Linked DNA regions of Homo sapiens: regions 1, 2, 3, 4 and 6 are each linked to region 5. The links are chromatin loops, found by intact Hi-C in ENCODE. Cell type or tissue: PC-9. All regions are shown on one strand. Region 1 has its middle 29 kb from the start of C7. Region 2 has its middle 58 kb from the start of LINC02104. Region 3 has its middle 130 kb from the start of LINC02104. Region 4 has its middle 80 kb from the start of LINC02104. Region 5 overlaps PTGER4 (prostaglandin E receptor 4). Region 6 has its middle 56 kb from the start of LINC00603.

What was found. Peaks named below come from ENCODE experiments on the same cell type or tissue, not always from the same donor. Only the 100,000 strongest peaks of a DNase experiment are listed, where the experiment ranks them.
Region 1: it touches region 5 in a loop (11-fold over the local background); 16 of 110 quality-filtered maps call a loop at or near these places.
Region 2: it touches region 5 in a loop (13-fold over the local background); 78 of 110 quality-filtered maps call a loop at or near these places.
Region 3: it touches region 5 in a loop (7-fold over the local background); 3 of 110 quality-filtered maps call a loop at or near these places.
Region 4: it touches region 5 in a loop (7-fold over the local background); 12 of 110 quality-filtered maps call a loop at or near these places.
Region 6: a loop joins it to region 5, with 7 times the contacts of the local background. A loop is called at or near these places in 4 of 110 quality-filtered maps.

Annotation. Positions count from the first base shown.
Region 1 is chr5:40,877,690-40,882,689 of GRCh38, reverse strand. No RefSeq gene overlaps it. Among named protein-coding and RNA genes, the nearest start is that of C7, 29 kb to the left of the region's middle. RefSeq lists an enhancer at 4,226-5,000. In PC-9, CTCF peaks have their summits at 2,916 and 3,115 (motif pointing right); a DNase peak (open chromatin) is centred at 3,129.
Region 2 is chr5:39,575,972-39,580,971 of GRCh38, reverse strand. No RefSeq gene overlaps it. Among named protein-coding and RNA genes, the nearest start is that of LINC02104, 58 kb to the right of the region's middle. In PC-9, CTCF peaks have their summits at 1,691 and 1,891 (motif pointing left); no DNase peak of the experiment used is centred here.
Region 3 is chr5:39,646,870-39,651,869 of GRCh38, reverse strand. No RefSeq gene overlaps it. Among named protein-coding and RNA genes, the nearest start is that of LINC02104, 130 kb to the right of the region's middle. In PC-9, no CTCF peak of the experiment used is centred here; a DNase peak (open chromatin) is centred at 2,879.
Region 4 is chr5:39,597,854-39,602,853 of GRCh38, reverse strand. No RefSeq gene overlaps it. Among named protein-coding and RNA genes, the nearest start is that of LINC02104, 80 kb to the right of the region's middle. In PC-9, CTCF peaks have their summits at 2,629 and 2,837; a DNase peak (open chromatin) is centred at 2,913.
Region 5 is chr5:40,686,220-40,691,219 of GRCh38, reverse strand. The region is part of intron 2 of PTGER4 (prostaglandin E receptor 4); the gene reads right to left. Among named protein-coding and RNA genes, the nearest start is that of PTGER4, 8.8 kb to the right of the region's middle. In PC-9, CTCF peaks have their summits at 2,640 and 2,855 (motif pointing right); DNase peaks (open chromatin) are centred at 1,559 and 2,899; H3K27ac peaks cover 2,022 bases.
Region 6 is chr5:40,106,283-40,111,282 of GRCh38, reverse strand. No RefSeq gene overlaps it. Among named protein-coding and RNA genes, the nearest start is that of LINC00603, 56 kb to the right of the region's middle. In PC-9, no CTCF peak of the experiment used is centred here; no DNase peak of the experiment used is centred here.

The sequences.
Region 1 (5,000 bases), 190 kb before region 5:
GCAGAGGTTCTCAAACCTCAATTCTTGACTTCTGCGCACCCACAGGCTTAACACCACATGGAAGCTGTCTAGGCTTAGGGCTTCCACCCTCTGAAGCCACAGCCCAAGCTGTACGTTGACCCCTTTCAGCCACAGCTGGAGCAGCTGCGTCATAGGGCACCAAGTCCCGAGGCTACACACAGCATGGGGACCCTGGGCCTGGCCCACAAAACCACTTTTTCCTCCTGGGCCTCCAGGCCTGTGATTGGGAGGGACAGCTGTGAAGGTCTCTAACATGGCCTGGAGAAATTTTCCCCATGTTCTTGGGGATTAACATTAGGCTCCTTGTTACTAATGCAAATTTCTGCAGCTGGCCTGAATTTCTCCCCAGAAAATGGGTTTTTCTTTTCTATCACAGAGCCTGCAAATTTTCCAAATTTTTATGCTCTGCTTCCCTTATAAAACTGAATGCCTTGAACAACACCCAAGTCACCTCTTGAATGCTTTGCTTCTTAGAAATTTCTTCCACCAGATAGCCTAAATCATCTCTTTCAAGTTCAAAGTTGCACTAATCTCTAGGGCAGGGGCAAAATGCCACCAGTCTCTTTACTAAAACATAACAAGAGTCACCTTTGCTCCAGTTCCCAACAAGTTCCTCATCTCCATCTGAGACCACCTCAGCTTGGATTTTATTGTCCATATCACTATCAGCATTTCGGGCAAAGCCATTCAACAATTCTCTAGGAAGTTCCTAACTTTCCCACATTTTCCTGTCTTCTTCTGAGCCCTCCAACCTGTTCCAATCTCTGCCTGTTACCCACTTCCAAGGTTGCTTCCACACTTCCGGATATCTTTTCAGCCACGCCCCACTCCTAGTACCAATTTACTGTATTAGTCTGTTTTCATGCTGCTGATAAAGACATACTAGAGACTGGGAAGAAAAAGAGGTTTAATTAGACTTATAGTTCCACATGGTGGGAAGTAAAAGGCACTTCTTACATGGTGGCGACAAGAGAAAATGAGGAAAAAGCAAAAGCAGAAACCCCTGATAAAACCATCAGATCTTGTGAAACTTATTCACTATCACGAGAATAGCACAGGAAAGACCAATCCCCATGATTCAATTACCTCCCCTGGGTCAATCCCACAACACATGGGAATTCTGGGAGATATAATTCAAGTTGAGATTTGGATGGGGACACAGCAAAACCACATCACTTGCATAGAATGACATTGCATAAGCATAGTATCATCATTTTCTTAAGTATTCTGGGTTTTCCTAATCTTTTATAAACAATGTAAAATTGTACATCTTTTACATATATACATTTTTACAGACATTAAAAAGAACATACGTAAGTAGAATTCATAAAGTAAATTTTCTTGGTCAAAAGTTCCATGGTTTTGTTTGTTGTTTGTTTGTTTGAGGTGAAGTCTTGCTCTGTTGCCCAGGCTGGAGTGCAGTGGCATGATCTCAGCTCACTGCAACCTCTGCCTCCTGGGTTCAAGCAATTCTCCTGCCACAGCCTCCCAAGGAACTAGGACTGCAGGCATGAGCCACCAAACCCAGTTAATTTTTGTATTTTTAGTAGAGACGGGGTTTCACCATGTTGGCCAGGCTGGTCTCAAACTCCTGACCTCAAGTGATCCACCTGCCTCAGCCTCCCAAACTGCTGGAATTACAGGGGTGAGCCACCATGCCTGGCTTTTATTTTTATTTTTTATGAATAAAATATAATTGCTTTCCCCAAAGGCAATAATAATTTATACCCTCACATGCAGTGAATGTGCTTTTATACCCACACCTTTATTAACATTAATCTTAAAAACTGTAATTGGAAGAGGTTGAACCTAACGGCCAAAAGGTGGCTGTTGACCTGAAGATTAAGTTGTTATAAAACCCAAAGGGAGGGATTGAAACCTCCTTTGCAAAATTATGACTGAGACAGTGAAAGAGATCTAACTTAACCAACTCCATCTTGCTTCTAACCTCCAAGCTGTCCTTGTTCATTCCTGGCATAGGCTGAACTAACTTTAGGGGAAACTTTGTAGTTTGTAGTTTATAGTTTAAGCAAAGACGGTAACAGCCATTTCCCAAAGCAGATCTCCTTCTTGCCTGGGGACTAGATTGCCTTTATAGGACTAACATTGGCCACAAGATTAGAAATTATGGTTTAGGAGTCATGCAGCTGGAGGCTACAAGATTCTGACCCTCTCTAAACTGTTCCTAAGATCAGTGCTTGAGATATTTTGCAGACCCTGCACTTGATGGATCAGCTGGCACCACCCAGATCAATAAACTGGCTCAACTGATCTTGTGGCCCCCAACCAGGAACTGATTCAGCCCAAGAAGACAACTTCCACTCCCTATGATTTCACCTCTGACCAATGAGCACTCCTGGCTCACTGGCTTCCCCGCACTCACCAAGTTATCCTTAAAAACTCTGCTCCGGGCCAGGTGCGGTGGCTCACACCAGTAATCCCAGCACTTTGGGAGACCAAGACGGGCAGATTACTTGAGGTCAGAAGTTCTAGACCAGCCTGGCCAACACGGTGAAACCCGGTCTCTACTAAAAATACAAAAATTAGCTGGGAGTGGTGGTGGGCGCCTGTAAGCCCAGCTACTCAGGAGGCTGAGGCAGAGAATCGCTTGAACATGGGAGGCAAAGGTTGCAGTGAGCCGAGATAGCACTACTGCACTCCAGCCTGAGCGATAGAGCAAGACTCGGTCTCAAAAATAAAATAAAAATAAAAATAAATAAACTCTGCTCACTGAATGCTCAGGGAGACTGGTTTGAGTAATAATAAAACTCTGGTCTCCGAAAAAAAAAAAGTGGCTGTTGAATTACTAGTAAAGTTTAACTGTACACGTTTTTCTCCATCCTCTACAAACAAAAATAATAACCAACCTCTGAATACATTTAATTTTATCCTCCATATTTGATATGTATTAAGTTGAGAAGAACTCTCTCAATTCACTAAAGAAATGTTTTTACTGTCTCTGTCTTTAAAGAAAAATAATTATAAACAAAATGTAATATGTCACCACGAGATTTGAAAGAGTTGGACAGACCTGGTTTCAGATATCCGTTATTAATGTGTAAGTATTCAAAAGATCCAGAAGGTGGCAGTATAATAATGTTTTCCTAAATTTTGGACCCAGATTATCTGAAAATATATAGATTGTTCCCATTTTTATTTTCTCTTTTCTTAAAGTGATGCACGATCATAAAATGCAAAGCACTAAGGAACAAGAGGAGGAAACCTCCACACACTTACAGAAAGAGGAACCGTGAGGGGATGGAATGTGCTCAGGTAGGGAATTAGAGAACTCGCTACAAATTTCAGCTCCTTGGGCAAGTCCCTTAATCTTGAAGTCTACGTTTCCTTGTAGGTGAAATCATATGGCAATGTCCACCCACAAGACCACTGTGAAGACTAAACGAGATAAATTATTTAAATGTACGCAGCACACTGGAACATAAGAATGTAACAAGCATTCAATCAATTTTTTTTTGAGATGGAGTCTCCCTCTGTTGCCCATGCTGCAGTACAGTGGCACAATCTTGGCTCACTGCAAACTCCACCTCCCGGGTTCAAGCGATTCTCCTGCCTCAGCCTCCCAAGTAGCTGGGATTACAGGCATGCGCCACCACACCCGGCTAATTTTTGTATATTTAGTAGAGACGGGGTTTTCACCATGTTGGCCAGGCTGGTCTCAACTCCTTACCTCAAGTAATCCACCTGCCTCAGCCTCCCAAAGTGCTAGGATTACAGGCATTAGCTACCGCACCCGGCCCAATCAATATTATTTTATGCAGTTCTGTAGGGAACTACTCCAAGACTTAGAATAATATTGTTTAGGAAACAATGAAATAGAAGCCTCATACATATATAATAAAAACCTATTATGTTAAAGGCCTACATCTTGAAAAAGGGTAATAAGACACACAGGAGAATGTCCTCCCTCCTCAAGGGGTGGGGAAAGAATTACCTAAGCAGGTAACAGTGCAAGGCAGTGAAGAGAAAAAAAGGTCTCCAGCGAGTATGATGCTCTGAAAAGTCTTCACCTAAAATAAAAGGAAATAATTTGATATTTGAAGGAGAAGAGAAAAGGTATTTCAGAGGTAGGAGTGGTACAGCTCTGGGTGTGTTTGGAAGGCCATCAATGAATAATTTGACTTCTCTAGAAATTAGGTAAATAGGCAGGGCGCTGTGGCTCACACCTGTAATCCCAGCACTTTGGGAGGACGAGGCGGGCGGATCACGAGGTCACGAGATTGAGACCATCCTGGCTAACATGTGAAACCCCGTCTCTACTAAAAAATACAAAAAATTAGCTGGACGTGGTGGCAAGTGCCTGTAGTCCCAGCTACTCGGGAGGCTGAGGCACAAGAATGGCCTCAACCCGGAAGGCAGAGATCGCAGTGAGCCAAGATCACGCCACTGCACTAGAGCCCGGGCAACAGTGCGAGACTCCGTCTAAAAAAAAAAAAAGAAAGAAAGAAATTAGGTAAATAAGGTACATTAGAGTTGCATTACAGAGAGGCACAGATTAGGGCTAATAGTTACTGACTACATGCCAGTGCTTCTCAAACTTTAGGTGAACAAGTAACCTCCAGGTATCATTCACGTTGAGATTATTATTTAAATCATAATCTGGGATGTAGCCTGAGAGTTGTTAGATATGAGTTCTGAATTTCTCTTCAAAGAATCAGTATGTCAGTATGTTCAATTCTTTGCCTTCTACTTTTAAACTTAATTTCCTCGTAAAGCAATCTTTTTCGATTACCTGCTCCATCCTGATTCATTCTGATTACCTGCTCCACCATGACTCATTCTGATTACCTGCTCCACCCTGACTCACTCTGATTACCTGCTCTGCCCTGACTCATTCCCCACCCTGACTCATTCAGATTTCCACTCTGCCATAACCATTTTTCCCACCGTACCACTCACCCTGTCACTCTTTAAATTAGCCAATCGGAATTTGTTTAGCCAGTGCGGTCTAACCCTAGCCA
Region 2 (5,000 bases), 1.1 Mb after region 5:
CTTGGTTGACTCTACAACAGCCCCCTCAGACTTATCACTTGCCACAATATCAGAAGATCTTGGATGCTGAGAACAGATGTAATTAGCATGACTAACTCTTATAGTCCCAAAGCTTCAGACATCAGCAGCAGAGAGGAGCCAAGCAGACACAGGATGAATAATGAATAATGAGAAAGGTTGCAAAATATGCTTTAAAATTATATGTCTAATTTTTCTTAAATCCACAAAACTTCTGTTAAATGAAGCTATGCCATTTCATTAAATTATCTACATGTTATTTAAGAAAAAAAAAAGAAAACAACTTTAGTATAATTTCAAATGTCTCCTTCACACAGACACAATCATGCTCATGGCCCTCTGTTGTATAAAGATTTCCCCGTTCCAGGCCGGGTGCGGTGGCTCACGCCTGTAATCCCAGTGCTTTGGGAGGCCGAGGCAGGCGGATCACAAGGTCAAGTAATCAAGACCTTCCTGGCCAACATAGTGAAACCCTGTCTCTGCTAAAAATACAAAAATTAGCTGGGCATGGTGGGGCGCACCTGTAGTCCCAGCTACTGGGGAGGCTGAGGCAGGAGTTATTGCTTTAACCTGGGAGGCAGAGGTTGCAATGAGCCGAGATCATGCCACTGCACTCCAGCCTGGTGACAGAGCAAGACTCCGTTTCAAAAAAAAAAAAGATTTCCCCTTTCCTGCTGTCTAGTCAAACTACTGGAAGGGAATGATTTCTTCCTTTCTCTTCCCTTGACTATCAAACTTTTAAAAAGAGATTTCAGACTTTCTTACAATCTCTCCACTCCTTTCTCATGGTAATCTGCTTTCTACCCCATTAATTTTCTTAAAGTCCAATGGCCTCTGTTCCAATCATCTTCTCAAACTTATTGAAATATTCCTTACTCTTGTTCCACGTATCCTTCTCTGCAGCCTCCTAAGACACTACAGCCACCTGAGAATTCTGTTAAACTTAACCATATCATTGGTTTCTCCTAAATGCAAGCGTTATCTAGACGTTTCTTAGGACTTTGGCCTTTATCTCTCTGTGACTTTCTTATCTACTCCTAAGGCCACAAATATCCACTCTGTGTTTATGTCTCTCTTAAATTTTACTTCTTAATCTAAACAGGAGACCCAATTGTCAACTGCTAAGTTAAATCTGTGTAGATGCACAAGGGCACCTGAAAATACTCCCTTTGGTCCAAGCTCAGTCTTTCTCCTGTTATACTCTGGTTAGCTTTCCCCTAAACCAGATTAAAATACTGGAGTTATCTTTGGCTATTTGTTCTTTTGAATGTCTGACATCCAATTAGTTGCTCAGTTCTTTCCCTTCTGTGTCTACAGTTATTTTCCTCATCTAAGCCATAGTTTTCCCATTACCACTCTTCGGGATCTTCCCCTTGCCTTCTTCCTGTTTTCTAACAAACACTCCTCTCTTTTACATCCTTCCACTTGTCCTTTCCCTGTCAGAGTTATTTTTCTAACGAACAATTTTGACCAAGTCATCCCTTACTCAAAGCCATCTATCTCTACAGAATAAAGATATGTCTACGACATTATCCCTCTAGTTAACAATACTGTGTAGTACACTGTAAAATTTGTTAAAAGGGTAAAACTCATGTTAAGTGTTCTTAACACTTAAAAATACTAAAAAAACAGATTAGTATCTCTATCTTGGCATTTAAGGGAGGTCATAATTAGGTCCTTAGCAGGCTATGTAGCTTTAAAAACATTAGGTATAGAATTGTTTTAGCAACCAAAAAGGGCTGACCACAGAGGAGAAAAATCAAAAGAAATAAAATAAAATAAAACAAAATAAAAAAGGATATAGGTTGTTTTCATTTGCCCTTTTTTTCCACTTTGATGGCAAAACTTAACTTTTTAACAATGATTGTATTGCCATCTGCTGGAATTATTGAGAACTGCATTTTAAGTCTTTTTTTTTTTTTAAGTGTGAAGTGTTTTCTTTCAATTTTTCAAAAACTCTTTCTAAATATGGCTTTTAATGTTGAATCTAATAAGAGATTTTAGAGCTTCATGTAAGAATGATCTTTGATTTTAAAGCACACAAAATTACAATTAACAAATTGATACAGCCTTTGCTTATAAGAGACTATGGTGCTTCATCCCTTATTACTAACATCATTTATATCATTGAGCCCAAGAATAAAACAATTGGTGTGATGGGGAGTAAAGTGTGTTATCTAATGTCAGGTGACTTTCAGTGACATCACATTTTTAACACTAATTAACAATTCAAATTCTTACCATCTCGTGAGACTCAGAACTAGAATTACTTTTTCCAATAAGGTCTTCCCAAGCCAAGCCTCCCCCTCCCTGAATTTGTGAACTTATTTGCATATACCCTTCACCTAAGATTAGTCATAGTGCATTATATTGACAGGTAACATTTTCTATGTTTACCTCTCAATATATAATAGTGGTTAAGAATCTGGTCTCTAATGCCTCTTTCAAAATATACATTTTCCACTTACTAGCTGTTAATTAAAATTTTTGTAATCATTTTCCTTATCTGTCAAAGAGAGATAACACTATTTCCTTCATAGGGTTGTTGGTAAGATTAAATTAGCAAAAACTGTAAAATCACTCAAAGCAGTACCTGCTATGTAGTAAGCACATAACAATTACTAGCTAATAGCAGTGACCTGAGCAGATTGTTAAAATTGTGTAACTCATACAACAGGTAGCAGTGAGTCCCACATAGGCTTACAACAGTATTATTAAAGACTTTTTATTAGCTATTTTTAAATTAATTAGATTTTTATGTATAATTTACATGCAGTAAAATTTATCATTTTTAAAGGTACAATTTTATAAGTTTGACAACTGTATACAGTTGGTTAACCATAGTCACAATCAGAATATTTCTATCACCCTAACGTGTTATGTGCCCATTTTCATACGTCTCTTGTCCCCACTCCCAAACCCTAGTAACCTCTAACTCCTAAAGACCACTGATCAACTTTTAGCCACTATAGGTTTTCATTTTAGAATTTTATGTAAAGGAAACCATACCATGATGTAGTCTTCTGTGTCTGGATTCTGTTACTTAGCATAATAATTTTGAGATCCATCCATGTTATTCTGTATAGCAGCAGTTCATTCGTTTTTATTGTGGATTAGTATTTCATGGATACTTGACTTGCTTCTAGGTTTTGGCTACTGGGAATAAAGCTGCTGTAAGTATGCATACAAGGCTTTGTGCAGACACGTGTTTTCATTTCCCTGGGATAAATACCTAGAAAAAGGGTTGCTAGGATAAACAGCCAGAGAGTTGCTAGGTTGGATGGTAAAGTCAATGTTTATCATTACAAACTCCCAAACTGATTGTATTATTTTGTATTCCCACCAACAAAGATGAGCTCCAATGGCCCCATCTTCTTGCAAATACTTGATCTATTCAACTCTGGTGATTTTAATCACTCTAATGACTAATAATGTTGAATATTTTTTCACTTGCGTATTTGCTGTTCTTACATCTTCCCTGACATTGATACAGCTTTTGCCTATTTTGCAATTATCTTCTTACTATTGAGTTTTTGAGTACAAATCCTTTATCAGACATGCGTTTTGCAAAAGTTTTCTTCCAGTCAATGGCTTTCCCTTCTATTTTCTTAATTGTTTCTTTAAGAGCAAATTTTTAATTTTGATGAAGTCAAATTTATTATTTTTTCCTTTGTGTCCTATCTCAGAAATATTTTTGTAATCCAAGATCACAAATATTTGTGTGTCTATCTTTTCTGATATGATATTTTTAGCTTCGGATTTTCTGTTTAGGACTACGATTTATCTTGAGTTAATTTAGATGTATAGTGTGAGATAAGGCTTGAGATTCAAAAATTTCACACAAAAATATACAACTGATGCAGCAATTTTTGTTGAAAAAAACTCTCCTTTCCCCATGGTATTATTTTTACATTTATGTCAAAAGTCATTGAACACATATGTGAAGTTTGAATTCTGAACTCTATTTTTGTCCCTTTGATCTATAAGTCTTTTCTTAAACAGTCTAGATTACTATAGTTTTATAGTCCTAGGATTAGGCACTGTATGTCCTACAACTGTGTTTTGGGTTTTTTCAAGATTTTACGTTCATGTAAATTTGAGAGTTATCATATCAATTTCTATAAAAAATGCTGCTGGAATTTTGATTGAGGTTGCATTAAATCTATGTACCAATTTTAGGAAAATTTAAAGCTCAACAGTATTCCATGTTCTTATTCATTACATGATATTTCTATACATTTGTTCAGGCTTTCTTTAGTTTCTCTTAGCAATATTTTGTAGTTTTTGTTATCCATGTGTGATTTTTTTTCCTTTTTTTTTTTTTTTTCGAGACAGAGTCTCTTTCTGTCACCAGGCTGGAGTGCAGTGGCGCGATCTCGGCTCACTGCAAGCTCCGCCTCCCGGGTTCACGTCATTCTCCTGCCTCAGCCTCCCGAGTAGCTGGGACTACAGGCGCCTGCCACCACGCCCGGCTAATTTTTTTGTATATTTAGTAGACACGGGGTTTCGCCGTGTTAGCCAGGATGGTCTCGATCTCCTGACGTCGTGATCCACCCGCCTCGGCCTCCCAAAGTGCTGGGATTACAGGCGTGAGCCATCACGCCCAGCCCATGTCTGATATGTTTTTTATTAAATTTATTCCGTAGTATCTCTTGTTCTTTGATGCTATAATGAATGGTATTTCTACTTCTATTTTCAATTGTTTATTGCAAATATGTAAAACTACAACTAATTTTTATATATTGACTTTGTAACTTGCAACATTGCTGAATGTGCCTATTAGTTGTATATTAGTTTTTGTAGATTCCTTAGAGTTTTCTATGTACCCGATCTTGTTGTCTGCAAACAGTTTTCTTTCCTTCCAATATCTATGTCTTTCATTTCTTTTTCTTGCTTTATTTAGTATTAGCTACCCTAATATGACATTCAATGGATATAGTGAAAAGGCCATTCTTACCTTTTTCCCAATGTTAGGTAGAAAA
Region 3 (5,000 bases), 1.0 Mb after region 5:
AAAATAAAAATTAGCCAGGCATGCTGTTGTGCACCTGTAATACCAGTTCAGGAGGATTGCCTGAGCCCACGAGTTCAAGGCTGCAGTAAGCCATGATTACACCACTGCATTCCAGTCTTGTAGGAATCCCATTTGATTCTTATGCATTTATACTTTGATAATATACAGCACTAATTATGGTAATCTTCATCTTCCTGGTACTATCATGTACCATTAGTTTCACATTAGAATAGTTGCCCAAAAGACTGATGCAGGTATAACTGAACATTCATGATATATATCTAAGTTCATCCCTTGAGGAATTAGAGTTCAAAATAAGGAAATAATACAAAACAGAAAGGAAAGTTAAGAACAATTAATAACTGGTAATTTGGGCCAAAACCATAGTAAAGAAGTTATCTTGAAACTATATTTAGATATTTCTCAAAAAAAGAAAAAAAAGTCTTCTAGGGCATTATTTTGTTGCTGTCTTTGCCCCCATTAATTTGAGTTTTTACTACTTGAAATACATAAAGCATATATGTTTTTATTCATAGATAAATCATTATTAAAGGTAAAAGCAATAAAGGTATAAAAAATGGTTATGTTCAATTCTCTTAGCATGCCATTTGGCTTTAGAATTTTTTATGATTATGATGAATTCACCCTGCTACTGATATTAGTGAGACATGAAAAGTGATTCATTTACATAATCATAACACTAAATTCAATGAAATGCTTCAGGAAGTAGTTTCATCAACTATGTAGGGAAACCAAGTTAGGATATTAGTCAAATAAATAATGCAAACAATTTTCTTCTGATAATTCAACAGTAAAAATAAGTTGTCTTTCTAAAATCTTTTGTTTTGATTGGGGAGCATGAGGGTTCATTGGAGGCTTAGATGTGTTCTATTTCTGATCACTAATCTAAGACATGTATAGGGAATTTGATAACAAACTTCAAGAAGCAGAGGGTGTGGTATGCACCCACTTGGCCATAATTCTGGTTTAGCTATTCACTTACAGTGCAACCATGGCCAACTTATTTAACTCATTGAGCCTCGGTTTTCTCACTTATAAAATAAATATCTTAATAATCTTTCTCACATTGTTATTGCAAAAAAGGAAGCAATTAATGTTAAACATAAGCCATAAATTATCTTGCTTATTTTGAGTCTTACAGACATATATTTTCCATTATGACCACCATGAGTCATACTGGCTGCAAAATCTAAAACAAAAACACATCTTTTGTTTAAATGGAAGCATTCCACATCTCCTTCAGCCCTCAATCAGGGCAGAGGAATCACATGGAATGAGAATAAAGAATAAAGCCAACTGACTACAGTTTATGTTCAGTCATCTTGCTTCAAGCAAGTTGAGTGAACAAGGACTCACATTTGCAATATTCTAAGGAGGTGTAAAGGGGAGTTAGAAAGGAGTGAAGTGAGTGAAAACAGAAACAGAAAAGGACAGGGATGAGGCATATTCAGAGAGCCTAGGGAACCCAGTTGAACAAAAGATATTTGTGAATGTGCATTTGATTCACGTATACAGCAACTTATTTAGGGAGGACTTTTGTAGTATAAACCCTCAAAGCAGAAAGTCTGTCTTCATGTGAGATTCAGTCATACATCTTATGGGTGTTCAGTATTCACCCAAATCATATTGTTGAATATGACACATACATATTCAACAATATGTATACATATGAATATGTATGTACCATATTCAACAATATGCAAAGTGAAAATAGTTTTATATAAAATCAGCCCATAATTCAATATTCTAAAGTAGTTTAAGAATCTCTCTCTCTCTCTCTCCTCTGTGAAAAAAAGAAGCTAAGCTATCATCTGCTCAAACTTCTTGATTTTAAAGATAAGGAAAACCTAAACTCAGATTGTTTATCATTTTCTAACTCACAGAGTTAGTTCAAAGAAAGGTGAAAACAAAAGTTCAGGTTTGCTGACTGCCGGTTAGGAGGAAGGGCCACATGCCAGCAACCATACCCTACATTTAGTCAATTAGTATAGGAGCTTTCGTCCTACTTCCGCCAAGAGGGTTGATCCATGGCCATTGTGTCTCCCCTTTACTTAGTTTTCTCTCTATGTTTAAAACCTGATCATTCAGGCCGGGCGCAGTGGCTCACGCCTATAATCCCAGCACTTTGGGAAGCCGAAGCGAGTAGATTGCCTGAGCTCAGTAGTTCAAGACCAGCCTGGGCAACATGGCGAAATGCTGTCTCTACTAAAAATTCAAAAAATTAGCCGGGCATGGTGGCGCATACCTGTAATCCCAGCTACTCAGGAGGCTGAGGCAGGAGAATCACTTGAACCCAGGAGGCAGAGGTTGCAGTGAGCCAAGATCGTGCCACTGTATGCCAGCCTGGGTGACACACAGCGAGACTCTGTCTCAAAAAAAAAAAAAAAAAAAAAAAAACTTGATCATTCAAAACTTCCTCACAAATCCAGTTACCTAAATTCTCTTCAAAGTTTTTTAATAAAATAATGTGCTAGACATTTTCTATTTTAGAAAGAAACTTCACCACTGACCTCTCACAAAAAGACTAGGCCGGGCGTGGTGGCTCACACCTGTAATCCCAGCACTTTGGGAGACTGAGGTGGGCGGATCATGAGGTCAGGAGTTCAAGACCAGCCTAGCCAACGTGGTTAAACCCTATCTCTACTAAAGTTACAAAAAATTAGCCAGGAGTGGTGGCGGCACCTATAATCCCAGCTACTCAGGAGGCTGAGGCAAGAGAATCGATTGAACCCGGGAGGCTGAGGTTGCAATGAGCCAAGATCGTGCCATTGTGCTCCAGCTTGGGTGACGGGGCAAGGTTCCATTTAAAAAAAAAAAAAGACTCCGGTCAAGATGAGTCATCAGGTGAGACTGAGAAGTAACACAGGAACTTGGAGAAGGGCAGTGGGTCAGGTGGCTTAACTGGAAGAAGAGTGCCACACACTGGGGAAAAAGAATGTCATCTCCTCAGATGCTTCTAGAAGGGTGTTTTTAAAAGTTCTTGAACTGGGAACTCTCAGATTTAATTTTCTCTTTTATTTTCTTTATTTTGCTGGCATTAAGTACAAAGAATTGGATTTTAGATTAGTCATAATCAGTGGTTCGTGACATAGTCATTGCTGCTGCATTTAAGGCAAGGCTTGCTTTTAGTCAGTTATTGAATGAATTATTTGTAATAATATAACAAGCCTGAGAACCAACAACTTCCAACCAAAGCAAGGCCCTTGACAAAAATCTACATGTAGCCATGAGGCTCAATCTATGTCCTTGCCTCCCCTACACCCAGAAAGAATGTGCTTATACATATCTGAGTCAGATTTGAGGCACTGTTGTGATAGGCAATAACATTTCTTAATTTTTTGTTATATGGAGCTAACAATTCTTTTTCAAAGCGACACCAATGGCCAGTTCCATGATTTTTATACAATTAGTTTAATCAAATTTCAGATTTGAAATTGGAGAAGTAGTAGGACAGTATAGTAGAAGGGCTCAAGTTCTGGAGTCAAACTAACCTTGGCTTAAATTCAAGAGCCACCATGTATTACCAACACTTACTTTTACCCTAGGCAAGTTGCATAACTTCTCTAAGCTGCAATTTCCTCCTAATGAAGAACAATAATAGCCCATATTGTGAGGACGTGATTATATAATCATGAAAACTATTTAACCTAGTGCCTGGCATAAAGAAAATGCTTGATTTATATAAGCTGTTATCATTTTTATCTCCTATTCTCCAGGCAGTACTTTTTTAATGCTATATTTTAAAATGTTTTGACATGTCATAAAACAAATTTCATGTCGTTGTGGATCTTTCCTTCCAAGAAGATAATCAACTGTGTAATAGTAATGATATACTACATTTTCTAAAGCTACGTGAATTTTAGAACACCATTACCTCATCTGGTACACAGAAGAGTTCTATAATTATGTTCAGGAAGGCAGTATTATTTCCAATTTATACAATTGAAGTTCAGTGTGATTAAGCTGGCAAAAATTTTTCAGGCATGACATGTAGCCTGAAAAAACCTGAAATTCAGTAAGTTTTACGTTTTCCCTTCAGTCTCTCCTATTCTACCTTGTGAATGTGGACAGTGTTTTAGGGAGTCTCTCTCCTTTATACCACCTGGTCATTTGTCAAATGGGGCAAGGTAGACACCTCTTTCTTAAACAGGGAAATTTATCATTTGCTTAGTTTTCTATCATAAATCTCTTCTTTTGAAAAGGAAACATACATCAAAACCATTTCTCTTATTTTTATTACTATTATATTTAATTGTACCTTATTTATTACAGAAAATATCTTCATTTTCTTGGAACACTGATACATGTCCTTTGCCTTTTTTATTGTGTTAATCAAGTTTGCCAAAGCATTTTGAGCCATCTTTGATTTTGAATACAATCTTGTTGTAGGCCCTCCTGAGCCAGAAATAATGAGTCTAAAGTGGCCTGAACTTTCTAACACGTTTTAATTTTTAGGTTAATAAATATTAACCTAAAATTACTTTACTTATTCATTACTTTATTTATTTTGTATTTACAGTAAATTAACTTTCATTACTTCATTACTTTATTTCATTTTATTTCATTAGTTTATTTGTTTTTAAAGTAAATTAACATGAGAAATTGCTGCTTTGTTAATAAGTCAGTCTTCCTTTAGGTTGTCTAATATGAACAAAAATTTACTCTAATAAAGTACTTCCAAAATGTCCAATTTTACATTTAAGCATTCTCATCATTTATATTCCATTTTTCACATGACCACCAGAATGATCTGTTATAATGTCAAGTATTAGTTATCTACTAAAAGTGCTCTAAAAGCTATCATTGTTCTTAAAATAAAGTTCAGATTTCTTTCCATGGGCTTCAAGTTTCTATATATTCTGTCTCTCCTCTACATTTCTGACTTCCTGCCTACCACTCTCCTCTCCCTCACTGCTCCACAGCCACCCTGATTCATTTTTCAGTCCTCCAACCCACTTTTCTCAGAGTCTATGCACTAA
Region 4 (5,000 bases), 1.1 Mb after region 5:
GTCAGTATAGTATAATATTACTGTAGAATCTAGATGGTGGGGATATAGATTTATACTGTAAAATTTCTTCATGTTTTCTATGTTTGAACCATTTTCTAATACAATATTGGAGAAGAACATAGATGAAACTGGAGGTTACCATGAGATAGGAAGCAATCTTTTATCTCATGACAACAAGGGAAAAAGCTGAAAATAAAAAGATTATTGAATCTGCCGAGTCAAAATGAAAAGCTTTTGGGTCAAAAATTTTTAAAAATTAACAAAGTTCATAGAAAAACAATGTACTGGGAAATATTTGCAACATGTGTGTGAAAAGACGTGTATCCATAATATGATAAATAAAGATCGTCATTGGAGGTGTTTAAAGATCTGATAGGCTGGTGCAGTGGCTCATGCCCATAATCCCAGCACTTTGGGAAGCCAAGGCAGGTGGATCATTTGAGGTCAGAAGTTTGAGACCAGCCTGACCAACATGGTGAAACCCCCATTTCTACTAAAAATACAAAAATTAGCCAGGCAGTAGTGGCGTGCACCTGTAATCCCAGCTACTAAGGAGGCTGAGGCAGGAGAATTGCCTGAGCCTGGGAGGCAGAGGTTGTGGTGAGCCGACATTGCACCACTGCATCCAGTCTGGGCAACAGAGTGAGACCCTGTCTCAAAAAAAAAAAAAAATGCTGAATACATAAAGCTATTATGGTTAGGATTCAGGTAACATTCTGTAGCAGTAGTTAAATTTTGTAGTCAACTATTTGTCTATCTCAACTACATTATTATTTTTATTATGTCATGAAAATTATATACAAAGGGCGTGGAAGAAGAAACTCAATCAGAGGTTGTGAGAAAGTTGTCCCTTATTGGTAAGATGATGCTAGTTAGTAACATAGATGGTACCCTGGACATTTCACCAGCAGAACATGTGCATTTAGTGCTAACTCAGAGCCAGGGGTACATCTAAAATGACCTAGCTGGCTGGGCACGGTGGCTCACGCCTGTAATACCAGCACTTTGGGAGGCCAATGCAGGTGGATCACGAGGTCAGGAGTTCAAGACCAGCCTGGCCAAGATGGTGAAACCCCATCTCTACTAAAAAAAAAAAAAAAAAAAAAAAAAAAAAAAAAGGCCAGGCACGGTGTCTCACGCCTGTAATCCCAGGACTTTGGGAGGCCCAGGAGGGCGGATCACGAGGTCAGGAGATCAAGACCATCCTGGTTAACACAGTGAAACCCCGTCTCTACTGAAAATACAAACATTAGCCGGGCTTGGTGGCGGGCGCCTGTAGCCCCAGCTACTCGGGAGGCTGAGGCAGGAGAACTGCGTGAACCCGGGAAGCGGAGCTTGCAGTGAGCCGAGATCGCGCGGCTGCATTCCAGCCTGGGCGACAGAGAGAGACTCCATCTCAAAAAAAAAAAAAAAATAGCCAGGTGTGGTGGCAGGCGCCTGTAATCCCAGCTACTCGGGAGGTTGAGGCAGAGAACAGCTTGAACCCAGGAGGCGAAGGTTGCAGCGAGCCAAGATTGCGCCACTGCATTCCAGCCTGGGCAACAGAGCCCAGACTCCATCTCAAAAAAAAAACAAAAAATAAAAAATAAATGACCTAGTTGCAGCTTTTCCTTGACCTTTCTCCTAAGGCATAAAGCTATTTTCTAAGAAACTAGCACATCACTAATTAAATTAAACAATATAAAATGCTATTGAATTATTATTTACTGTAATATTGGCCATTTAACTATTATAAATAAATGACTTACCATGTGAAAAAGAATGAATGTTTTTATTATGGTGTATCCAATCAATGGAAGAGTAGGCAGCCAGTGCAAATTGTTTTCAGAGAATTTTTGGCGATCAGAAGAAATTTTCATAAAAGATGTTGTATAGCAGTATATAAAGTTGTCTACATGGTATGATCCCAATATTTTCACAAAATCTTTTAAGTAAAAATAAACAGAAAACATAAGGACTAGAAGGATATCAAATTGAAAGTAGTTTTTTTTCTGGATTGTGGGAAATAGCCTTTGTTATCATCTTTCCATTTATGCATGGGATTTTTTTTGCAATAAACATGAATAACATAATGAAACAACACTACACCATAAAAGGTATATTATGTATGGATGTATATAGATATAGCTTTAAGTGAAAGCAGCAAATGCAGTAGACAGTGTAATCAGATAAAATTGTGTCAGCAGTGGCTCCAATTCTAGCAAACTGAAGGAAAGTGGTCACGACCACTGAAGGAAAGTGAATACCACCGTGCCTGCTTCTCCACTGTGCAACCCTGGTTATACATTGGAATCAGGGCATTTTTAACCTAAATTCCTGGGCTGTGCCCTTGGAAATTCTGAGATTTTTCTGAGTGGGGATGAGGTAACTGTATTTTATTAAATTTCCCCCAACTGACTCTAATGACAGGAAGATTTAGATATTACACAGTTAAGCAATGGTTCTTAAATTGTATTATGTAGAAGAATCACTTGGTGCTTGTTCAAAAATACAAATTCTTGGACCTGCACCTCCACAAATTCTGATTCTTTCAGTTTGAGGTAAAGCCCAAGCAGAAATCTGTATTTTAAACACCCAACTTTTCTGATACAGATGTTCCATAAAAAACACTTTACATAAACTTGAGCAATTAATGTTATAACACATATAGGAAAGTTAACAGAAAGTACCTTCTGAGGGCAATTTTTATCATTACTCGAAATTCACACAGCCATGAGCATATACATTTGTATGTATATATACATATTTTTTTAAGTGTTTTACTTCCAAATTAATCTAATTCTCAGTTGCCATTTGTAGTTTACCTTTTAAATGCAAAAGTGTCACCTAGGGGTAAAAATAGGTAACTGCAAGATGATTTCAGTTTTTGCATTAAATTCTTTAATTTGTACATATTTCATCTCTAAAACTTTATTGCCCAAGCACTAGAGAGGCAAGACTGAGTCATGATTAAAAGCAAGAGTTCTGACGTCCTACTGACCTTTGACCCCTTGCTTTGTCACTTACTAGCTGTGTGCTTCTCAGAGCCACCATTCCTTTATCTGTAAGCAAGGTTATCAGTAGTGCTTACTCCACGGGGTTAAGTAACAGAATACAGCAAAGCGCTCAGCACAGCGTCTAGAATACACTACAAGCTCAGTAAGAGGTTGTCTTTTCTTGTACCAAAATCTACTCTCTAAATACGATTCATATTGAACTTGAGTAATGTGACTCCAGTAGCAAATATCATTCTTGATCATTGTGAGAATGCTGCTAGCATCGAAAATCTGAAATTAAAATTTTATCTGCAGTCACATTTATGTAAACTACTTAGCTTACTATGATTTCTAACTCTGACAAGTTCATTCAAAACTAGCAATCCGGGAGGGGCCAAAATGGCTGACTAGAAACAGCTGTGGTCAGAGTCTCCCACTGAAAACAAAAATGGCGAGTGAATCCTACACCAGCAACTTCTCTCATTGGGACTGACTAGACAGTTGGTGCAACCCATGGAGAGAGAGGAAAATCGGGGTGGACCAATGGCCCACCTGGGAGCCGCATGGCAAGAGGAGCTCCCACTGTAGCCAAGGCAGGTGGTGAGTGATTGTGCTACCTTGCCCAGGAAACCACGCATTTCCCACGGATCTGTGCAACCTGTTAATGAGGAGACCCCCATCGTAAGCCATGCCACCAGGGCCTTGGATCTCAAGCACAGAGCTGTGTAGATTCTTAGCAGCCACTCAGTTGGAGACTGCCTAAGACTACCAAGTTCCCGCGGGGAGGGGCGGGTGCCACCACTGCAGCTCCCATCTGCTGTTCGTCCCCTGCTGGTGCAGGGGAGACTTGGACCCAGGAGGAATTCCCCAGAGCGCAGCACAGTGGCTGTGGCAGATAATAGCCGGACTGCCTCTTTAGGCTGGACCCTGACCCATCCCTCCTCACTGGGTGAGGCCTTCCTGCAGGAATTTCAGCAACTCCAGCCAGGGGTTTATGGACAGAACTCTGATTTCCCTGGGATGGAGCCCCTGCGGGGGAGGGGCAGCCATGTTCTCCACAGGTCAGCAGACTTAGTCTTTCCCCTGCTGGCTTTGAGGAATCTGGGCCGTCTGGATTAGTGGGATTCCCCCCCAGCACAGCACACTCCCTCCACCAAGGGGCAATCAAAGTGCTTTGTTAAACGGGCCCCTGAACCCGTGCCTCCTGACTGGGCGAGACCTTCCCCCAAGAGGGGTCACCAGACACCAGATACAGTGGTCACCAGAAACCTATACAGAAGCGTTCCATTGGCATCAGCCTCTCTGGGAGGAGCTCCCAGAGTAAAGAGCAGGCAGCCATCTTTGCTGTTCAGCAGCCTCCATTGGTGATACTTCCAGTTGCAGGAGGGACCCAGATGAATTGAGTCTGGAGTGGATCCTAAGCAAATTGCACAGCCCTATGGGAGAGGGGTCTGACTATTAAAAAGACAAACAGAAAGCAACAACAACATCAACAAAAAAGACCCCACAAAAACCCCATCCCAAGGTCAGGAGCCTCAAAGATCGAAGCTAGATAAAGTCACAAAGATGAGAAAGAATCACTGAAAAAACATGGAAAACTCAAAAAGCCAGAGTGCATCTTCTCTTCCAAATGGTCACAACAACTCTCCAGCAAGGAAACAGAACCGAGCAGAGGATGAGATGGATGAGCTGAGAGAAGTAGGCTTCAGAACATGGATAAAAATGAACTTCAGTGAGCTAAAGGAGCATGATCTAACCCTGTGCAAAGAAGCTAAAAACTATGATAAAACATTACAGGAAGTGTTAATCAGAATTACCAGTTTAGAGAGGAACATAAATGACATGATAGAGCTAAAAAACACAACACGAGAACTTCACGATGCAACCACAAGTATCAATAGACCAAGTGGAGGAAAGAAGTACCAAATAGACCAAGTGGAGGAAGTACCAAATAGACCAAGTGGAGGAAAGAATTTCAGAGCTCGAAGACTATCTTGTTGAAATAAGACAAGCAGAGAAGATTAG
Region 5 (5,000 bases):
CAGAGCGAGACTCCGTCTCAAAAAAACAAAAATTAGCCAGGTGTGGCGGCACACGCCTATAATCCCAGCTACTCAGGAGGGTGAGGCAGGAGAATGGCTTGAATGCGGCGGGTGGAGGTTGCAGTGAGCTGAGATGATGCCACTGCACTCCAGCCAGGGCAACAGAGCAAGAATCTGTTTAAAAATAAAAAATAAAAAAATAAAAACCAGTCACTGCAAAAATGCAATTACATGTTCTGAGTTCGTATAGCTTTAATATTTTTGTAACTATCTTATGATTATCTTCCCTAGAGCAAAGACAGTATACAAAAATGCAATGTGAGTGCAGGTCACATATGTATAAAGTGTTCTTGAGAAGCACTTTATTAACTTCATTTCTGTGAGTGCTTTTAAGTTTTTGTAATTCTAATGAAGTAACTTTTTTCCCCCAAAAGCTACTGATTTCTTATTCCAGCTGTCATTTTACATAATTTAAAGGAAACTCATTTTATAAGTCAATTAACCATCTAATCACCAGAATAAGGCCAAGATTCTTTTATTCTAGTCTAGAAAGAATATGCTGAAAAGTTTTACACCAACAGCAGGATCTCCTGTTACCCAGAATGACCAGAGAATAGTTTTTATTTTCTCTATGACTCTGTTCCCCAGTTATAGTAATCACAACGGATGAATGAGAATTTGCTAAATTTAGAAGGAAAGACATCACATTTCAAATAGAGGTAGCTCCATGTGCAAAGTCATGGAAGAATGAAATGATATGTCAACATCTGGGAACTTCAAATGATTCAGCGAATGGAGCATGAATTTGTGTAAACTTACATGATCATTTTAATCCTTAGGGGAAAATGCATTTGTTAAATGTACATGTATATATATTTTTGAGACAGGGTCTCACTCTGTCGCCCAGGCTGGAGTGCAGTGGTGTAATCATTGCTCACTGCAGCCTTGACCCCCTAGGCTCCAGCAATCCTCCTGCTGTAGCCTCCTGAGTAGCTGGGACTACAGGTGTGTGCCATCATGCCTGGCTAACTGTTATTATTTTTGTAGAGATGAGGTCTTTCTATGTTGCCCAGGCTGGTCTCTAACTCTTGAGCTCAAGTGATCTGCCCGCTGCAGTCTCCCAAAGTGCTAAAATTACAGGAGTGAGCCACCATGTTCAGCCTCAAATTTACTCTTAAAGTATTATGATTTTTTTTTGCCTAGATATTACTTCTAATTCCACTGGGATCATTTATATAAAAATCTCATCTGTAATTAATATAGAAATAGTAGTAGTGGTAATTCACATAGAAATAGAAATAGAAATAGTAGTATAGAAATAAAAATAATTGCCATATATCTTAAGTAATTATTTAGTAATTATTTCTTGCCTTTAGTAATTATTTTAGGTTAGGGAGAAGAGGTTGAGTCTCACAGTCAAGGAAGATACATAAAAACCACAAAAAGGAGAAAGAACTAACAAAAGCATAGCTGGAGCCATTTAACTAGGGGCAAATATCTCTAACAAGACTTGAGGATGTTGCTGCCTTACTATATACAGCGTAACAATGAATGACTCATGGTGTATGAATCACCTGGAACAGGGACAGTTTAGTTGAGGCTGAGTCAGTTCACAACGGAAAAGGCGATTCATTGACCATTTGCATGTGTTCCTTTGGCACTTACTAGATGTAACAATATTTGGGTCAGGATATTATAGAAAGATTTTCAACAATTTGGGTAAAATTTGGGTAAAAGAAGGAAGAATTATTTTTTTCTTCCTTTAAAGATTCTTTGAATCTTTAAAATATTCGAAGAAATACATTTCATTAATCTGCAAAATCAAGCTTATATTAAACTTACTCCTGGATGATACTGGATCAGTAAGGTAGAACTGCATTTCTTTTTCTTCCTTAACTGGAATTTAGATCTTAATTAGCTATAGGTCTCTGATCCTCTCTCAAAAGATTTTTGTTCATTTCCTTTGTTATTGTTTTGTTGTTATTCACTTGTTTTGTTTTGAGAACTTACACTCATTGCAAAATCTGACCTAAACTTATTTTGGCAGCAAAACTGAACTGAACAGACTGTGAAGCCATTTAGTTCAATTTATTCCACTTAGAGTGAATATTCCTATGTTCTGGTCCAGGATTACTGTTCCAGTTCTGATGGGGATATTACATATTTTGCAATATATTATTGATTACTTTTCTAAAAGCCAAGAAATTCTGAATTCTGAAACTCATCTGCCCGTAAATATTTTGGATATGGGATTATGGGCCTGTAAATCTCAGAGAATAAAATAGTGACATGCCTCTAACCAAGATGAAATTAATATCTTCCTATATGGAAGACAGCTAAATCAAGAATGAACTAGAATGAACAGCAGTGTGTAATATCGCCTCTTGAAATACTTTTAGAAACTACGCTGGGATAAATGATAGTATCAAGGCAAAGCATACTTGATTTAAAAAAAAATCTTTACAGAAAGTAAAATAAAGCATCTTGGTTTCTTCCTTCCATAAGCTTTGAGGTCTTCAGCTATGCCTGGAAACTCAGCAGTTCCCTCAACTCTACAGGCCTTTTCTCAGATGAGGTATTTGTTACTGAGACCCAGAGGTTTTGAGGAACTTAGGATGTCCCCCACCCTGTTGGTGGCAGAGTCTGGTCTGGACCTCCATGTTGCCTTTTCTGTTCTACCAGTCTGGCTTTCTGTTTAATTATTATTTCCTGACAATGGAATTGTTGGTAAAAAGCATGAGGTCTATATTTTATTCACATCACATACTACGTTCCTAAGGGTAGAAGAAATGATGGCGTTAAATCTGTTAGTATCAAGTCCTGTGTGTGGTCTCTGGAAAAGACCTACGGCCGGGTTTATGCGAACTTGAGCCTTCAAGCCTCCAGGTGGCAGTGTTGCTCCACTTGAGAGTTTCTGATACTACCTCCCTAACAAGCACTGTGTAAAGCCATCTCCGAGACTCGCAGAACAGAATTTTGGTTAAGTCTGAACCTGACGTTTCTGAGATTTTTGACACTGAAAATGTTTTATTGCTGGTTGCTTCTCCTACCACAACCTCAAAGGAAACATGGCTACTACTGAAAGGAAGAAAATTTTTGAATAGTTAAAATGGAATTTATAGCCATTCAAAGAAGTACATTAGGAGTTAGCATTTTAAAATTTCTGTGGCCTTTTAGAAAGGTTGGAATGTTGTAAAACAATTAATAATAGGTTTTCATAATCAAAGGTGATGAGAGGCAAGGAAAGAATCATTTCTGTGCCTCATCTCATCCACAGCAGCAATGGATTTCGACTAGTATAGGAGGGAATGAAAGGAGGCTATATTAAAAGTATGCTCTATTTTAAAGTTTTCCATGGGGGAGGAAAAGTTTACAATTAGTACAAGCCACTGAACCTGGTCATTCAATGTCTTTTCAATAAAGGGGAGTTCACAGGGTAGTAAAAGTATGAGTTTAAAAAGCAAAAGTCCAAATTCAGGTAAAAACATCCTCAAAAGTTGGTTAGATTGAAAAGAATCAATATGAGTTTTACTTTGCAGCGTATTTCAATTGAGACTTACTTCAAGTAGGGAAAGAAAAAAGACAAAACAAACAAAAACTCCACGCATCTTGCAATGTTTGAAAACATAGAGCAACCTCTGCTTCACTTTAAGTAGGCTACTTGATTTGCTGTTTCCAAGAGGGCAGGGACAACCCCAGTTGAGATGGGGACATCCGGAGTAGTGCTTCAATGTCTCGTGAGGGGGTGAAAGCACTTTTCGGAATTCTTGTCCAACAGGCCCTATATTTTACATAATTAAACAAGTTCAGGCAGTTTTCAGTGTTGGAAGAGTGTGTTGCTGATAAAACTGAACCTCCGAGTCAGGAGGGAATATGGCCGGGCATGGTGGCTCATGCCTGTAATCCCAGCACTTTGGGAGGCTGAGGCAGGCGGATCACCTGAGGTCAGGAGTTTGAGACCAGCCTGACTAACATGGAGAAACCCAGTCTCTACCAAAAATACAAAATTAGCCGGGCGTGGTGGTGCATGCCTATAATCCCAGCTACTTGGAAGGCTGAGGCAGGAGAATCACTTGAACCCGGGAGGTGGAGGTTGCGGTGAGCTGAGATTGCGCCATTGCACTCCAGCCTGGGCCACAAAGTGAAACTCCGTCTCAAAACAAAAACAAAAACAAAAACAAAAACAAAAAAACTCACTGAATACAAACAACGTATCTCCTTTCTTCCAATTTTAAGTCTTTTTCTAGTAGCTCCTGCTGTGTACATGTGGTTTGTTGTTAATATTGGCATATTACAGTATTCTAAATTATTTTATTTTCTTTTAGAAAGGGTCTCACTCTGTCACCCAGGCTGGAGTGCTGTGATACAAACATGGCTCATTGCAGCCTCAACCTCCTGGGCTCAAGCAATCCTCCAGCCTCAACCTTCCAAGTTGCTGGGACCACAGGCACATGTTACCACACCCACCTAATTTTTTTTAAATTATGTTATTCACACTTTTTTTTAGGATGATTAGAGATTAGGGCTCAGGAGCAGTGGAACATAACTTTGAGGAAATGCAATAAGTTCAGAAGAAGATGTGGTGACAAGAAAGCTGTAAGGAGGCTATATGCTGTAGAGATAAATGCCCAAGCTTTGGAAGCAAACAAGCCTCTGTTCAAATCCTGGCTCTGCCCTTATAACGTATGTACAAATTATTAAAGTGCTTAGTACAGTGCCTATCGTATAACAGATATGTTGGCTCTCATTACTTTTTCTTTCAACCCATATGTGGAAGCTTGCCCAGTGTGGAAGGTATCAATAATTTGAAAACTGTAGCTTAGAGGTAGCTTTGGGATATAGTTAATAATATGGTATCAAAAACATGTACTTCCTACTTAATAATTTGTTTGCAGGGAATGTTGAAGAAAGAATGTTGAACTCTTGATTAGATTTAGTAATGGACTGTCAAAACAGTAACGCTTTCCAATAAGTGACAAGATCTGTAGCTGGATTTGAAT
Region 6 (5,000 bases), 580 kb after region 5:
AGACTCATCACCCGATCTCCAAGCCAAATAACAGACTTTTGTAAATCATTAATTTGATTTGTCAATTTTTGATAGATGCCTTGTTGAGACTTCCACATTTGGGTGGAATTGGCTTGCCAATCATTAACAAAATGAGCTGTTTGAATGGATTGGTGTAATGCCATTCTGGCAGTGGTGGCCATTGCAGTGACAGTAATTAGGCCCATGATAACAGCAATTAAAGTGAAAACAAATCTCTTAGATCTTTTTAGAATTCACTGTAGCACTTTATTAATTAAATGTATTGAGGGGGAGGATTCCCAAGGTCTGGGTAAAGTTACCAGAATCCAGATTCCTTCTCGAGCTTGAGCCAACATTACACTTTTCCTGGAGTCAAAAGGGGAGTTAATACAAGTGTATAAATGACAATTAATGCATTGGACAGTTTGATTGTTCATCCAAATTTTGATATTTCCCACTAACAGCATGTAAGGGGGCTTAACACTACTCTGTATAGGAACAGTCAGGTTGGAGGAAAGTAAAGCAGAATGTCTGGATCTACATTGATACTGAGAGAGAGTGGGACGGTAGTGGGGACAACAGACAGAATAGTTTTACCTTCCCATACTCGCAGTCCAGACATGGCAATAGCCAATTTCCAAAGTTCTGGGTGTTCTGGGCTCAGAATGGGGAGTATCATACGAAGCCTGGCAGGGATAATGCCTTTATCTTCCCATTTTAAGGGAAAGAATGAGTTGAACCTCCTATGCAAAGTAGAATGATGATTCTCATTCTCCTGATAAGAAATAAAATAAGTAGCTTCCAGGCATTCCCTTCCACCAGAGGAGCAATTGTTTTTTAAATAGCCCTTTGGTGCCCAGTCTATTACTAAACCATATGAGTCATTTTTTAATATTACTGCATGTGAGTTAACACAATTTTCCCAAATTAAAGTTTTAGATGGGCCCTCAAAATTTTTAGGGCATGGTTTTCCTGCAGGTTTATATTGAAAATATGGAGTTATCTCCCATTACTCCTCCTTTCATTTGTTTTAAAGGAGAAAGGGAGAGGCCAGAGACCAAATGTCCTGTTTTATCTGTAGCTGATCTTTATGGAAGATAAGCAGCCCAGATTTGAGTTTCTAGATGCATAAAACCAGGTGCATGTCTGAGGCACAGAGGGGGATATTTGTAACCCATGTTAACATTAAATGCAGTGCCTTCTTCTCCTGGTTGAGAAGGGCAATGGTCATCTGTGCCTCCAGGCATCCACACACTGTGGTTAGTGTAGATTTCTGCAGGAGCATCTATCCAGGTGAGAGGTCGAATAAGTGGAGGAAAAGGCACATAAGCCCAATAAGAATAATCATGTGTAGCAGGTAAATCAGTGTGAGAGGAAACTGGTGAGACAGAAAGTATGAGGAGGAGAATCATTAAATAAAACCTAGTGTAAGTGAGATTGAGTGCTGAAGGAGGAAGGGAAGAACAGAGGGATTTTTTTTTAAGGCTAATAGAAACGGTGAGATTTTTAGGTTTGTAAGGAGAAAAAGAAAGGTAATTAGAAGTGGGATTAGTTAGATGGGTCTTCATTGCCATCAGGGAGGATTGATTTAAACCCATTGTGATTTGGTGTGCCTGTTTCTGAGGAGTTGGCACAGATCTCACCATGTCTGAGGGCAGTCTCTGACACAGACGTCTTTCCTCTGTGGTTTTCATTGTCAGTATTCACCCGAAGCTTGAGTCTTCTGGTGGGTACCCACACAGGGGATTGATGATCTCCTGGTGAAACACAAGCATATCCTCTTCCCCACGTTATAATTGTGCCAGGTTCCCAGGTATTGGTTTGGGAGTTTTTCCATAACACTGGCTTGCCTTCATTTAAGAAGAATTTTTTGCCTGTATAATGGCATTCAGCTGCAGTTAGAATATTATCTTTAGGAACATTTAAAAAATTTAAAGTAAACAATGCCAAATGTAATTGGAAGTGGGGAGTAGTTAAATCATGTTTTGGTTGTTCAGACTGTTTGGACAGTTGGGTTTTTAAAGTGCGATTGGCCCATTCCACCACAGCTTGTCCCTGAGGATTGCAAGGGATTCCAGTAATATGGGAAATTCCCCACTGTTGCATAAATGTATCAAAAGCCTTACTAACATATGCAGGGGCATTGTCTGTCTTTATTTGATATGGAAGCCCCATAACTGCAAAGCAAGAATACAGATGTTTTTTAACATGGGCCGTGCCTTCCCCTGTTTGGCAAGTAGCCCAGATAAAACCTGAGAAGGTATCTACAGAGACATGCACATATGACAGTCTGCCAAAGGAGCTAACATGAGTCACATCCATTTGCCATAAAGCATTAGGAGTTAGGCCTCTAGGATTAATGCCAGTTTCCTGATTTGGAAGTACGAAGACCTGGCACTGAGGGCAGCTGTGAACAATAAACTTAGCCTGTTTCCAGATAAGAGAAAATTTATCTTTTAATCCAGCAGCATTGACATGAGTGAGATTATGGAACTCCTGAGCTTCTTGGGTTGTAAAAGAGACCAAACAGTCGACTTTATGGTTACCGGCAGACATGGATCCTGGTAAAGTGGTATGAGATCTAATATGTGTAATATAGAAAGGGTGTCTACATTGGCAAGCCACCTGTTGTAACCTTGAAAATAAAGAAGCCAATTCAGAATTATCGATATGTTTGATAGTAGCAGTTTCTATATTTTTAGTGGCATGTACAACATAACAGAATCTGAGACAATATTGAAAGATTTGGGGAAATCCTGTAAGGCAGTAATCACAGCAATTAACTCCACCTTTTGAGCAGAAGTATAAGAGGTAGAAATAAGTTTGTCTGTAGGACCTATATAACCAGCATTGCCATTACTGGAGCCATCAGTGAACAATGGCTCAGTGAACAATGGCCTCAGGAATGGATTGATCTTTGGTTAATTGAGGAACCACCCAAGATGTCATTTGTATGAAATCAAACAATTTGTTTTTTGGATAGTGATTGTCAATAAGCCAATAAAATCAGCCAAGTGAATTTGCCACAGTACAGAATGTTGAAAGGGAGCTTGAACTTTGAGCTGATTTAAAGGAACTACAATTACATTTGGATCAAATCCAGAAATTTGAAGTATTCTGCACTGAGCCTGTCCAATTAATATGGCTATTTGGTCTAGATAAACAGATGAAGTTTTTGACACAGTATGAGGAAGAAAACACCACTCCACTAAATCATTATGTTGAATTATTAGTCCAGTAGGGGAGTGTAATGAAGCAAAAACCAGAAGCTGAAAAGGCTGAAACGGCTTTACTCTAGATAACTGGGCAGTCTGGATTCTTTCCTCTATGAATTCCAGTTCTAGTAAAGCCTCAGGGGTCAAAGTCCTGGGGCTGTGGAGATCGGAAGCTCCCCTCAGCGTAGAAAACAAGTTAGACAATGCATAGGTCGGAATGCCTAAAGTAGGTCTTAAATAATTAATGTTACCCAAAAGTTTTTGGAAGTCATTTAAAGTTTTTAAAGAATCTCTCCTAATTTGAACTTTTTGAGGTTGAATACATTGTTTATCGACCACCATTACTAAATATTGAACAGGAGTGGTCTGTTGAATTTTATCCTGAGCGATGTGTAATCCGGCCTCTGTAACACAGCGGTTCAAAATTTGGTAACAGTCAATTAATTCTTTATCTGTGGGGGCAGCAATTAAAATATCATCAATATAATGAAGAATATAGGCCTCAGGAAATTGGGCTCGAACTGGTGAAAGCACTTGTCCAACATAAAGCTGGCAGATTGTAGGGCTATTTAGCATTCCCTGAGGAAGTACTTTCCATTGATAACGAGCTGCAGGCTCCTGATTATTGATAGATGGTACAGTAAAAGCAAATTTCTCACAATCCTATTTATGTAAAGCAATATGAAAAAAACAATCTTTAAGATCAATAACTATGAGAGGCCAATTTTTAGGTATTAAAGCAGGGGCAGGCATGCCAGGTTGGACGGCCCCCATAGGTTTAATTACAGCGTTAATGCCCTTAAATCGGTTACCATCTGCCATGTGCCTGATTTCTTTTTTACTAGAAACACAGGATAATTCCAAGGGGAAAGAGAAGGTTCCACATTTCCAAGTAGTAACTGCTCAGAAACCAAGTGAGTTAAAGCCTCCAGTTTTTCTTTAGAAAGTGGCCACTGCTGAATCCAAACGGGTGTGTCAGATTTACACTGTAAAGGTATAGGATCAGGAGGTGTGGCAGCAGCCACCACTAAAAAGGATAACCTGTTTTCTTTTATAGTAACTGGGAGGAGTTTAGTAATCCCTTCATGCTTTGGACTAAGACCGAGTCCAGGAACAAACCCCCTATTTTCCATCATGTGCTGACTGGGAGCACTATAAGAGTTATGTGGAATATTAATTTCAGCCCCCCATTGTGCCAGTAAATCTCTACCCCAAATATTAATAGGAATTGTCATGATATAGGGCTGAATTGTACCCTTTTGACCATCAAGGCCAGTGCAAGGCAAGATAAATGTGCTCCCATAAACTTCCTCGGCCTTTCCAACACCTACTAGTCCCATGTTAGTGGGATGTTTAAGCCAAGAGGAAGGCCATAAACTAGAGGAAATAACAGAAACATCAGCACCAGTATCTACTAGGCCCTCAAACTTTCTTCCTTGAATGTGTATGGTGCAGGTGGGCCTTTGTTTAGAAATTACATTAATCCAATAAGCGGCCTTTTCACCTCTGGAGCCCATCCCAGGGCCACGTGTCTTATCTCCTTTGTTTAAAATGATATTAGGTAGTAAAAGCAATTGAGCGATTGACTCACCAGCCAGAATGGAAACAGGAACCTTGGCAGATGTGATTAATTTAATCTCATCAACAGAATCAGAATTAATGAGACCAGTATGAATGGTGATTCCTTTAGCAGAGCTAGATGCCCTACCTAACACCAGGCCCACTGAACCTTGAGGTAAAGGGCCAGTGGGGACAGTCAAAGGCAAAGAGTCAGGTAGTAAATTC